2 separate regions of the Homo sapiens genome follow, and region 2 is linked to region 1. Evidence: chromatin contacts called from ENCODE Hi-C data. All regions are on one chromosome and are shown on one strand. The core of a region is the stretch at or near the end of the contact, and the rest is flanking DNA. Distances in the headings are between cores, read along the strand shown. Region 1 holds the start of ARRDC4 (arrestin domain containing 4). Region 2 holds the start of ADAMTS17 (ADAM metallopeptidase with thrombospondin type 1 motif 17).

Region 1 (6,170 bases), core at 1,931-4,430:
AGCTATTCATGAGGGATCAACTCCAATGACCCAAACACCTTCCACTAGGTTCCACCTCCCAACACTGCCACATTGGGCATCAAATCTCAATATGAGTTTTGGTGTGGACGAACCATATCTAAGCCATAGCAGCCTGCGTCTTCATAGATGGTGCCTTCTACATCCTCACACGGTGGAAGGAGCGAGAGTTCTCTCTCGGGACTCTTTTGTAAGGGCACTAGTCCCACTCATGAGGGCCCTGGCATTCACGGCCTAATCACCTCCCCAAAGCCCCTACCTCCTAATACCATCATCTTGGGCGTTAGGATTCCAGCATCTGAATTTTGGGGATGCAAGTTATAGCACCAACGTTGTTACGTTGTTAAAGATCACATTACATGCAGATGGTAAACATGCCAATTAAAAGACATTGTCAGATTGGATTTTTTAAACTGTCATATGCTGCTATATTAATAGTAGCTGAACTCGAATATTCATTGTAATGTATACACAACAAAAATGGAATTTTATCTGTGAATGAGTTGAGTCACCATATAAATTAACTTCTCTCTAGTTATAGAATATTTTTTATTTAAATATCCTCTTTATGTCTGGCTGGGGCAGCTCTACGCTATAGCAAATTTGGCCAGACCCACTTAAGCCACTCAAATGGCTCTACAATGTTGACTGCTCAACAGCCATTTGCCCCTCTTCCTTGTTAACAGAGCTCTGATTGTGTCCAGCACCCAGAGAAGAATGACTGGTCTAAGTGAATTGTAAAAATCCTACTTATTTTTGCCAGTCAATAATCTATAGGTGTACATATGACTCAGTTTTGGCCAATGACATGTAAGAAGTCTGTTGGGGGCATCTGGGATATAAATATATCTTCTTTCTGAGAGAAAAGAGAATTTTTGTTTGCTTGCAGACCCTCCCTTGCTTTATGTGTTGAACTCTGTGGTGTAAGGAAGACAAGGAGACACTTAGAGCTGTGGTAATCCCTACTACGATGAAGGGAGCAGAGTATGTCAAAGAGAAAGATAAAAGGATTCTGATGAATCAATCTGAAGGGCCCATACTCTACTACTGACCTTTTCGTCTAGTAAACAAGAAATATTTTTAAAGGCAGAATGTGTGTTGGTCACACAGTCTGTTGTTACCTGTAGCCAAAACTATTGTTTGTTGTTGTTGTTTTGAGATGGAGTCTCGCTCTCTTACCCAGGCTGGAGTGCAGTGGCACAATCTCGGCTCACTGAAAACCTCCGCCTCCCGGGTTCAAGAGATTCTCCTGCCTCAGCCTCCCGAGTAGTTGCGACTACAGGTGCGAGCCACCACACCCAGCTAATTTTTGTATTTTTAGTAGAAACGGGGTTTCACCATGTTGGCCAGGATGGTCTCGATCTCTTGACCTTGTGATCTGCCCGCCTCGGCCTCCCGAAATGCTGGTATTACAGGTGTGAGCCACCATGCCTGGCTGGCCAAAACTGTTCTTAACTGAAATGAAAACAGAGAGTCTGGTCTTTCCCAGTACAGAATGCAAAACCTGCCATTTTGTCCTTTCATTACCGTTAGGACCATTGTCCTTTTCTCCCTCTCCCAGCCACTTAATTTGGAGGGAACCATTGCCTGGAGACAGTGAAAGTTTAGTAGAGTAAGAGGCAGAACACTATTCATGTATTGCAGAGCCAATACTACTACACGGTTAGGATACATCATTCAATCACTCAACATTTATTGAGCACTTACTGTATGCTAAGATCTGTGTTAGGCCCTAGAGGTCAAAAAACGAATGAGAACAAGTTCTGTGTTTCAAATGAGTGGGATGGATAATACATAGATAAACACGTAAGGTCACGTTGTGTTATATAAAAAAAAAAGTAGGCAGAGTAAGATCATGTAGGGAGCTATTCTAGACGAAATGGTCAGAGAATAGCAACTATTTCTGAACTTTACACAGAGCCTAATTTGTGACTTTTCCACTTTCTCTGAGAGGTAATAAGGAAATTTTGAACTTATAAAACTTTACTAAATCTCCACATTAATAATCTAAACTCAACGAGGGTAGTAGAGCAACCTTTACTTTGAGGTTTTTTTTTTAGGAAAATTGCTAAATTTCATTGTGAGATTAATCAATACATAACAGCTCACAAACGTGGCATGTCGATAAGGGGACAACTTAAAAGTTAAGAAAATGATGACCAGCTAATGACAGCTATGCAAGATGGTAAAAAACAGAACAGAGAAAAAATGGAAGGTTGAAAAGGAAAATGTAGCAGGACAAGCCGGAGGAAACTTGGGCGTGAGGAACAAGTCATCAAGGCAATTGGAAATTTCTGTGGATATGACAATGATGTCAGGAAACTTTCGGGTGGGGCAGAAACTTGAGTGACAGATGTTGTTCAAAAACAATGTGATTCATGATCTTATTTACAGCAGGAAGAATCAGAGTTCCAGCTATTCCTAACAGCGACACTGCGGAGCTTAGGAGGAGAACTCCTTAGGGGATGTATCAGGTTTAAAACCACAACCCTCATTTTTCTTATCTATGGCTCTTACATGGGCTGGGAATTCTGAAACCTGGGAGAGGCGGTGATCAAAAACCTGGAGGTTAGAAGATTCCAAGTCATTCATTAAAGTCCCGATGCGGCCGGCCCCCAAGATCTCAAAAGGAAATATTGCCGAGTTCCGTTTCCCAGAGCATCTATTTCCCCTCGAGTATTGCAGATGTAATCATAAACACAAGCCAGTTACAGCCACAACTTCATGCTTTAGCGAGAACCCAGTGGCTCCTGCAAAGTCCTTACGCTGCTAGAAACCCCGCCCCCGTTCGTAACTATGGGAACGGCTGACACGCTGAGAGCCGGAGATAACCCTGTTCCGCCCCCTCCCTGACAGATACTGTTTCCCACTGTCTGTCCACATGGGCGCACCGCCTCACTATTGGCCAGGGCTCCAGGACTGTGCCTGGCCTCAGCCAGTAAACGGCCTGTGCACGTGCACGCCGGAGCCTCCCGATTGGCCAACACTCCCTGATCACGCACGGCCTTCCTGCGCCCACCCACGCGTGGGAGCGCCAATGAAATGACTCAGTGACCATCTACAACAAATCAGCAAGAAGCAGGGCTCGCAGCTGACCAATGGCCGCCCGCCGGGGGTGGGCTGTCCCGGCCCTTTTCCAGGCCCAACTGGGTTTGTTAAAGCGACAGGCCTCTCGGCGAGCCGGTGCCCCATCGGGTACCGCACGGCTGCCGCGGCGGCCTTACCCTGCCGCGAGCGCCTGTGACAGCGGCGCCGCTGTGCTCGCGACCCCGGCTCCGGGCCTCTGCCGACCTCAGGGGCAGGAAAGAGTCGCCCGGCGGGATGGGCGGGGAGGCTGGGTGCGCGGCGGCCGTGGGTGCCGAGGGCCGCGTGAAGAGCCTGGGTCTGGTGTTCGAGGACGAGCGCAAGGGCTGCTATTCCAGCGGCGAGACAGTGGCCGGGCACGTGCTGCTGGAGGCGTCCGAGCCGGTGGCCCTGCGCGCGCTGCGCCTGGAGGCCCAGGGGCGCGCCACCGCCGCCTGGGGCCCGAGCACCTGCCCCCGCGCCTCGGCCAGCACCGCGGCCCTGGCTGTCTTCTCGGAGGTGGAGTACCTGAACGTGCGCCTCAGCCTGCGGGAGCCCCCGGCCGGTAAGCGCAGGCGAGCGCCTGGGGTTCCCCCGCCAGGCTGCGGGGCCGGGGAGGGGCTGGGAGGCCGCGCACCCTCGGGATGCCCACCTGGCAGGTGAGATCAGGGCGGGCTTCCGGGGGTGGGGTCCGGCCTACCCTCGCGGGTAAGGAGAGACCGCAAGTCCTGGGTGCGCAGCTCTTCCTGGCGCCCCGCCCCTGGCCCGCCGGGCCTGACCGGGACCAGTGGCTCGGGATTTTCTAGGACCGCGACGGGAGGGGGCCATTGGGTGCGGTGGGAACCTGTGATTGGACAATGGGGGATCCAGAAATCTAGGTCCTGTTCCTTCTGGTCCAAGAAAGGGACGGTGGAACCGGCGGCTATGAGGTTCCATTCTGCGGTGCCCGTGTCCTATGGCCTCCACTCCTCCCTATCCTGCATACGTTCTTGGTTCATGATGAATTAGCAGAAATTTGGTTTGGGGAATAGGGAAGTAGTTTCTGAGGGGTAGGAGTTCAAAGGAAGTGTTTTCCAGACTTGATCATCATGCTTGGTTTCCCTCTTCTGGGGAGCAGGGCAACTTAGTAAGAGTTGTACCTCTACCTGATACTGCTGCTGTTTCCTCCGCATCCTCTTCCTCCCCATCCTCCTCCTCCCCTCCTACCCGCTTCTTCCCCTCTCCCCCACTTCTCTCCACTCAAAATGCCTTTAGAGACAAGAGCATCAGGGCGTGTCGGGATTTCCCTTCCTGCTCACTTTGGTGAAGTCCAGTTCACAGTGTAGACTTTTCCAGAAGTACCCATGTGGGGACACACTACATGAGCGTTTCATTAATATTAGATACCAAAATTGGATCCCTTTAGTCACGAAAATACTAAGAACCATGAGTCTTACTCATTTCATGGATGGAAACTAGTTTAAACTTTTACGTTTTTGCCATGAGCTTTTATCTATCAAATAAAACAATGGTATGCACCTCCTCTCCTTGAAGAGTAAACGCATTATATCTATGTGCTATGTCTTATACAAAATATAATAGAATATGTGGTTTTGCCCTATCCTACTGTGGACACAGTGAACTCCTCGAGGTAAGTGATCATCTGAGTCATCCCAAAATTGTAGTGAGGAAAACTATATTTGGAACCAAAACTGCCTTTTGGATCAATGGGAACAGTGTGTTAGTGATAGTTCTTACTCCTTCATGCACTTTCCTCAGTATGGCTTCCAGGATCAACCCAGGCCCCAGTGGAAGCAGACAATACAATTTGCAAGATGGCCGAATGGAGTCAAGGACCTTGGGAGTGAGACATACATTGATTTTTGTCCAGGACTTTGGACTGTATCTCTGGGCCTATAACTGCTGAGTCAATAGATGTAAAATTAAAAGCAGTTGAACCTGGGATTAGCAATAAAAAACTGCTTTGGTAAAATCTGGGCTAACATTTTTTTTAATTCACAAGTCAGATGTTTATTCGTCACACACACACATATATACACATGTGGAACAGAATGTAAAAACTAGACAATTTGAAAATCTTAAACTTGTTTTAGAATGTATCATAGCACATATTGGCACAATTACATTTTGCTTAAAATCATAGTCTCTTTTAGTTGGGGAAAAAAAATAAGTCACCCCTAATATCTATAGCTTGGAAGAACTTAGCATCTTTACACAGTCTAGATTCTGGGGGTAATTTAATTACAAAACCTGGCTGTGTTTCAATCACCTAAGGAGATTTTTAGAAATCCATATTATGTAGCACTGGGATCTGTTTTCACAAATGCTCTCCAGATAATTCTTTGACATCCTTAATCTAATTCAACTACTTGCTGTCATTGTGATTGATTTTCTTCATATTTTTATTGAGAAACTGTAGTAGAAAACAAGCCAGAATCAGAGAGTTGGTCTCAGTTCTTGGTCACCCACCAGCAGTGTGACCTTATGCAAGTCCCTCACCCTTCCTGAGCCCCAGTCTCTGCCTCTGTAATGGTCTTCTGCATCCCACGGCTCATCAAAACCTTTAATTATGAGCTTTGGCTGTAAGGCCATTAGTGATTGAAACATCTTCCTGTGACTTTGTAGTGCTCAGTATACAAGACAGAAATAATGAGCGGTTGGTGCAGAAGCAGAAATGGGCACATGGTTCAGCTTGTGAACCTTTTACATTAAAAACAAAACTTGAGAAAGAGGAAAAGAAAACAAAGATTGAATTCCAAATATTATAACCCATTTTTATCAGTTTTTCCATTTCTTTTTCCTGTTTATGTTTTGAGATAGTTGAAAGTCTCATTTTAAATGATATAGATCCGATGTCGATTTGTTGCTTAATGAAAGGGGAACTTCATGTCTCTCATTCTCTTCAGTATCCTGGGCAACTGTGTTCCCCACAAATGCCTGCCATGCTCTTCCTCATGCTATTCCCTTATCTAAATTTCCCTTCCTATCTGTCTCCATTCCAGCCCTCAGGTCCTGAAGATGTCGGGCCCACCCATGTTCCTATGTGGGTGCTCTAGGTTCTAGCACTCCATGGTCATTGCTTGTGTACA
Region 2 (6,057 bases), core at 1,591-4,090, 2.4 Mb after region 1:
CAGCCTGTTGGCCAGGTTCCTTTATCTAAAGCACAGCACCCTCACATGGTGCTAAAGGGAAGGACAGTCTTGCCGAGAAGCTGGCTGAGATGCCATCTATGACAGGGCCCAGCCCTCATTCTGCAAGGATTTTAAATCAATGTTATCCAGCTTTCCACCTCGGCGCCTTCACAGATAGCTCCTTGCTGGAAACTTTACACCAAGAAGTATAAACTCTGACCTCTACAGAAACTCACTAAACCGCAGCAAATGGGATTCAGATGTTTCCATGTACAGTACAATGATGTGACTTAGACTTTAAACACTTTGGCAAAAACAGGAAAAATGATGTGGCCCTTCCAGTCCCTCCCAGAACATGATACAGCCTTGACCCGAGCCCTACAGTGATCTGAGCCTTTCTCACTCCTACTTAAGCCTCCTTGCCTACAACCCACATTCCCCGCCCCAGGTCCACATTCCCCGCCCCAGGTCCACATTCCCCGCCCCAGGTCCACATTCCCCGCCCCAGGTCCACATTCCCCGCCCCAGGTCCACATTCCCCGCCCCAGGTCCACATTAGCTCCTTCCTACCAGGCCCCCTCCAAGGGTCTATATCACTTTCCTTGTTTCACCAAAGTTGCCTATTTTTCCCAGCTGAGCAAAAGTCTATCATACCCTAATCAGAACTCAGAAAATTCCTGAAAGGAGAGCCAGACTGATCTAGGAAACTACACACAGAGATACCCGCAGGACTGGGAAGAAAGAGAGGTCTCACATAAGACCTTGCACCCCCAGCCTTCTAGCTTCGTAGATTCTCGAGGACTCGCCACAGACTCTGTGAGTAAGGGCTGGAGAATTCTAGATGGTGGCACAAGAAAAGGTGGAGGTGTGGGGAGCAGTTTCTTGTGCCTGGGAAGGACAGACACAAACTAATATCAGAAACTGCCTCCCCAGAGGCCAGTCATGACAGAAGACAGAGAACCCCTGCGGTTCATGCTCTGGGTCCATACCAAGCTTCGCTGGGGGCAGCCCATCTGCCGGCCATGTGTGCGGCTTTCGGGGCACGATGGAGAAGCTGAGTGCTCGTCTGGGCGCCAGTGTAGCCACATGATCAAGTGTGCGCGCAGGCAGGGCAAGTGCACACAAGAACCCCCCCTCCCCCTGGGAGCACCTGTTCCGGGTGCCTCAAATGCAACAGGCCAGGAACTTCGGGGCAGGGAAGTTACTGCCACAGCAAGGGAGCTCCTGGGGGCAGGAATAGGGTTTATCACCAATGTAAACACCCCTCAGGCCTGGTTGGGGGTGGGCACCAGATAAATGCCTACTAATAGTATAAGGAAGCAAAGACAAACACCCTTTCTCTCCTGTTTCTTACGTTTCAGCTAGGAAGAGTGGGGTGAGCCGTGGCCTGTCTGGGTACCTCTCCAAACTTCCTGTTCCAGGTACAGAGAGAAGACTCAAAAGGAAGGGAGGTGAATGCCCACTCCCCCACCTCCAAGTCCAAGAACATAACACCTACACGTACACAGGTACTCCCGTGACATACACTTTGACACGGCGGTGCAGATGCAGTGTTCTCTACATTGGGGCCAAGGCGCCTCTGTCCAGGGCCCTGACAGTTTCATCCCTGCCAGATCTGCGCTCCCTAGAGCGGGCGGCGTATACCCCACGCAACCCCAGCTCCGCGCGGGTTCCACGGGCTGCAGAGGCGCTGGACTGGGATGCTGCCCCTCCCACCCCCTTTGCCTATAGAGGGTACCGAAGGCCGGGGTGGGGGATGGGGAGAGGTGGAAAGGCAGGGGGTTCCCTCCGGTTCCCCTGGAGGCTGGACTTCCAGCAGAGGCGCCCCACCCCCACCCTCCACGGCGACCACTCTGCGTCGCAACAGACCGGACGGGCCGACCCGGAGGTGGCGCGGGCAGTACCAGGCCGCCGGCGGCGCCGCAGGCGCTGAGCGAGACGAGGGAGCCGGGGTGGCCGAGCACACGGCCCGAGTAGAAGCACAGCTCGGCGGGGCGGCCGCGGCGCCGGGCCGCGCCCGCCTCCTCCACCTCGAAGCCTCGGGACAGGAAGCGCAGGTCGCGGCGCAGCTGAAGGTACAGGTCGCGCCCGAAGGCCGGCAGGTGCAGCAGCAGGGCGCGCTCTCCGGGCCGGGCGCGCGGGGCGGCTGGGGGCGTGCGGGGGCGTCGCCGCCGTCGGGGCCCGGGGGCTGCGGGCAGCGGCGGCAGGTGCACGTCGTCGGGGCGCACCCGCCACGGGAGCACCACCTCCACGTCGGCCGCCGCGTCGCCGACAGCTGCGGGGAGAGAGGAGACGCGTCAGCGCGGCGGGGCCCGCCCGGACGCCCGCCCTCCCGCTGGCCGCCAGCCGCGCCAGCGCGGGGACAGCGCGACCCGGAGCCGGCGCTGCCTTCCCTTCCCTCGCCCGGCACCTCCACGCTGGCCCGCGCCACCCGGGGAGGGTCTCCGGCGCAGCCGCGCGAGCACCTCCCGGAACGGCGCCGCGCATCGGCGAGCGGAGACCCGGCGGCGGCGCGCCTGCCACGGAGCCACCCGATTCCCGTACTCCGGCCGCGGCCCGCGCCTCCTCCGCTCGGGCGCCGTCAGCGGTCCCGCCGCCGCCCCCGGGCCGCCAGGACGCCGCGAGAACGCAGAGGGAAGGTAGCCGCAGGACGCGGGGTGAAGAGGGCTGTGGGAGGGGGCGCTACCTGTGCCCGGGTCCAGTCCCCAAACCAGCAGCAGCAGCACGGGCAGGACGAGCGGAGGCAGCAGGGCGCCGTCACACATGGTACCCGGGACCGGCAGCCCCCCCGGACCGTGGCGGCGAAGCAGGAGCGCGCTAGGCGGCGGCGCCAGCCGGAGTGAAGCCCTCCAGCCTTTGGAAAAAGTAATTAGCGCTGCGGACAAACCCAACGTGGTAAACCCCAAGCCCCGCCTTCCCCTCGGAAGGCGGGAGGGGATTGGGCCCTCGCTTTCCTCCGCCCCGCCTCCTCCTTCCCTACTGGTTGGGATGGGTCGAAACCACAGTGCGTAGTTAGGTTGTCAGCGCTTTCTTACACGTGGTTTCTGGGCAGTGGCGGGGACACGGCACCAGGTGGCGCGCGGGAGCCGACCGGAGCCGTGGGACCCTGGAAGAGCTGGAGGATGCGGGGCTGGTCTTCAGAGCTTGTCCTCATTTTGGAACTCTCTCAGCCTGCTGCCCAGTTTCCCGGGAAGGTAGGGCGGAAATCGCCCCGGCCAAGCGGTTTCATCCAAAACTGCATATAATCTTTACATCTGAAGTTAGGTTTTAGTTGTTTGTGGCCGCAAAGACTCCCAGTCCACTTTCCCGCACACCTGAGTTAGCACCTGAAGGCTATATCCGCGGCGTTTATCCAAACTCTTCACACCTCCTGTCTTCTTTAATCCCACAGGAGCCAGTGCAACACGCATGCTCACACCCTCTTACAGACTGAAAAACTGAGGAAGAGAGAGAGCTTAAGGAAAAACGCTGAAGTTACCCAGAGAGTTCCTGTTGGAGCAGAGGCTAGAATTTGTGATCCTGATTTCTGGCTTGGTGCTTCTTATTAACAGCAGGATCCCCCCGCCCCGAGGGAAGCAGGACTCAGTGTTACAGGTTAGGAAACGGAGGCACAAAGTCCCAAAGCCTAGCCTTGAACGTGAGTCTCCCAGAAACAGAATGAGTTGATCCTTTCCTGCCACAATATAACTGAGGTCTGCAGGGAAGGTGACTCCATTAGCTTGCTGAATAGCATCTTGTAGAGGCTCATGCCTGTAATCCCAGCACTTTGGGAGGCCAAGGCGGGCGGGTCACGAAGTCAGGGGTTCCAGACTAGCCTGGCCAATATGGTGAAACCCTGTCTCTACTAAAAATACAAAAATTAGCCAGGCGTGATGGCGCACACCTGTAGTCCCAGCTACTCGGGAGGCTAAGGCAGAAGAATCGCTTGAACCCGGGGGGTGGAGGTTGCAGTGAGCCGAGATTGTGCCACTGCACTCCAGCCTGGGCAACAGAGCAAGACTCCATCTCAAAAAAACAAAACAAAACCAAACAAAACAAAAAAAACAATTAAGTGTAACCATAACCAATCTCAGGTTTCCCGTCCCTTCCCTGTCCTGCTCTTTTCCATTTTATCATAGCAGAAAGGTTATAGTTCCCCGCTGGATGCTGCTTGAAGCCTCGGAATCTAAATTCATCACAGGATTACATATCATCTGAAGGAATCTATAACACTGGCCACCTTCCCCGAAATATAATGAACCCCAAGGCTGAACAGTGACCCTCCACAGAGGCTTGCCACAAAAGGGGCTGCCCTCACTGCTTGGCACCTACAGTTCTGGGGGCATCTGCACAGGTCCTGCTCTTGGCCAGGCCTGGGGCTGTGTTTCTCCCCCTTGCCTCTGTCCAGGTCAACAACCTCAGATGACTGACAGCTCAGTAGCATTTTCTGGCAGCACAAGAAACCTTGGTGATTGAGGTGATGGACACCTCATTTACCCTGATGGGATTATTACTCATTGTATGGCCATATCAAAAAATTTCATGTATATACATTTTGTAAACATATACACCTACTACGTACTCACAAAATATTAATTTTTTTAAAGATATCACAGTAAGTTTCTTAGTGAATCTTTTTGTCAAAAAGAGCCATTTCTAAGGCCTGCCACTGAAAACCATGGAGTATGGGCCACACCACCTCACAAGCGCAAGTCAGCCTGAAGTAGCCATCACCAACCTATCAAGAACCTATCCAAGATGCTCAAATGCTAAAATTAGTCCATAGGGACATGAAAACTAAAACAGAAAGATACTATTTTATCTCCCAACTAACCAAAATTAAAGAGCTTAGAAAAATCAAGAATTAGAGAGGACACTCTCCTACCTAGGGGTGGAGAGTATAAATTGGCACAGCCACTCTGAGGAACAATTGGGCAAACTGTAAAATTAAAGTTTTACTTTTTAGTTTTAATAAAACTAAAAATGCACACATTCTACAACTCTGTAATTCCACGCTGGTTAATTACTCCAGAGAAACTCTGGCACATGTACAAGAATGTTTGTTCACCAGGGCACCTTATTAAGAGCAAAAAATTGCAAAAACCTGAATGTTCATCGTTACATAAACGGCTACTTGAACACCATTAATTAAAGGAAATACAAAAATCTCATATATGTAACAACATGGACAGATCTCCAAGATCAGTTATCGAATTTTTTAAAAAATCAAGTTGCAGAATGAGGCACACCGAAAAAAAAATGTGTATAAACACACAGACACACATGACATGATCTGCATGGATTCAGATAAGTGTACATAAAATCCAAGAGGAAAGTCTGGAATAATACAAGCCAAACTTTGTTAAGGTTTATTGTTCTTTTTGTATTAATTGCATGCTGAGGAAAGGTACTACAAAAGGAAAATGAACACCTGGGACCCCAATTCACTCTGCCAAAGGAAAAAAATCAAGCTGAAAGCTGAGTCAAGCAATCAGCTGCCTTTTCTTCTGTTCCTAAGCAGACAGCGACAGATAAAAGGTTCAACATCTCCACAGGTAGCTGGTAGAGTAAGAGGGAGAAAGAAGAAATGGTAAAGTGACATGAAGGCAAGACGGTGTTCCGTGACTCCGTGCTGCTCCTGTCCCTGTATTGGATTCCAGCACCAGGGGCCTGTGTCTACTGCTGCACTGTTGAAGACACTGTCACGGTTATCATGGTTGATTCTGGATCTACCAAAGTAGTGCTGCCTTGACCGGGGCCCAGTTCTCATTGCCACACCAGCAACTTCCAGCACCTGTTAACATGGAATCCTTACCTCTGCCTCCTGCCATCTAATCTCCTGCCAGGGCCTCTTTTTGGCAGAAGCTAGCAAGAAGCCTAAGAAAATGTAAGGGAGTCAGAGAATGAAGGTTGCAGACTTTCAGCTTCAGTAAAGAGCAGAACATGGAAGTGGGTATGTGGGGCTGGGAGACAGAGCCGCTGAAGGTCTTAATCTGACCACCATGAGTCTGAATTCCCTTTGCCCTTCATCCTTGTATTCACCAGTCATATTAAAAGTTTAAGCTTCCATGCCTTCCA

Evidence for each region. Hi-C counts contacts between places; a loop is a spot of excess contacts on that map. Pooled maps may share reads with other maps.
Region 2: a map of CD8-positive, alpha-beta T cell shows a loop between it and region 1 (10-fold over the local background). The contact joins the promoter of ADAMTS17 here to the promoter of ARRDC4 in region 1. A Hi-C loop is called at or near these places in 4 of 168 maps with a recorded cell type or tissue (CD8-positive, alpha-beta T cell and naive thymus-derived CD4-positive, alpha-beta T cell) and 13 of 50 pooled maps.

Annotation. Positions count from the first base shown.
Region 1 is chr15:97,957,523-97,963,692 of GRCh38, forward strand. It overlaps ARRDC4 (arrestin domain containing 4), which reads left to right and starts at 3,181. Exons shown (of 8, transcript NM_183376.3): 1 at 3,181-3,646. The coding sequence starts at 3,340.
Region 2 is chr15:100,339,135-100,345,191 of GRCh38, forward strand. ADAMTS17 (ADAM metallopeptidase with thrombospondin type 1 motif 17) reads right to left here and starts at 2,841. Exons shown (of 22, transcript NM_139057.4): 1 at 2,687-2,841; 2 at 1,905-2,275. The coding sequence starts at 2,765. SPATA41 (spermatogenesis associated 41) reads right to left here. Exons shown (of 2, transcript NR_028139.1): 2 at 5,323-6,057. RefSeq lists an enhancer at 1,175-1,693.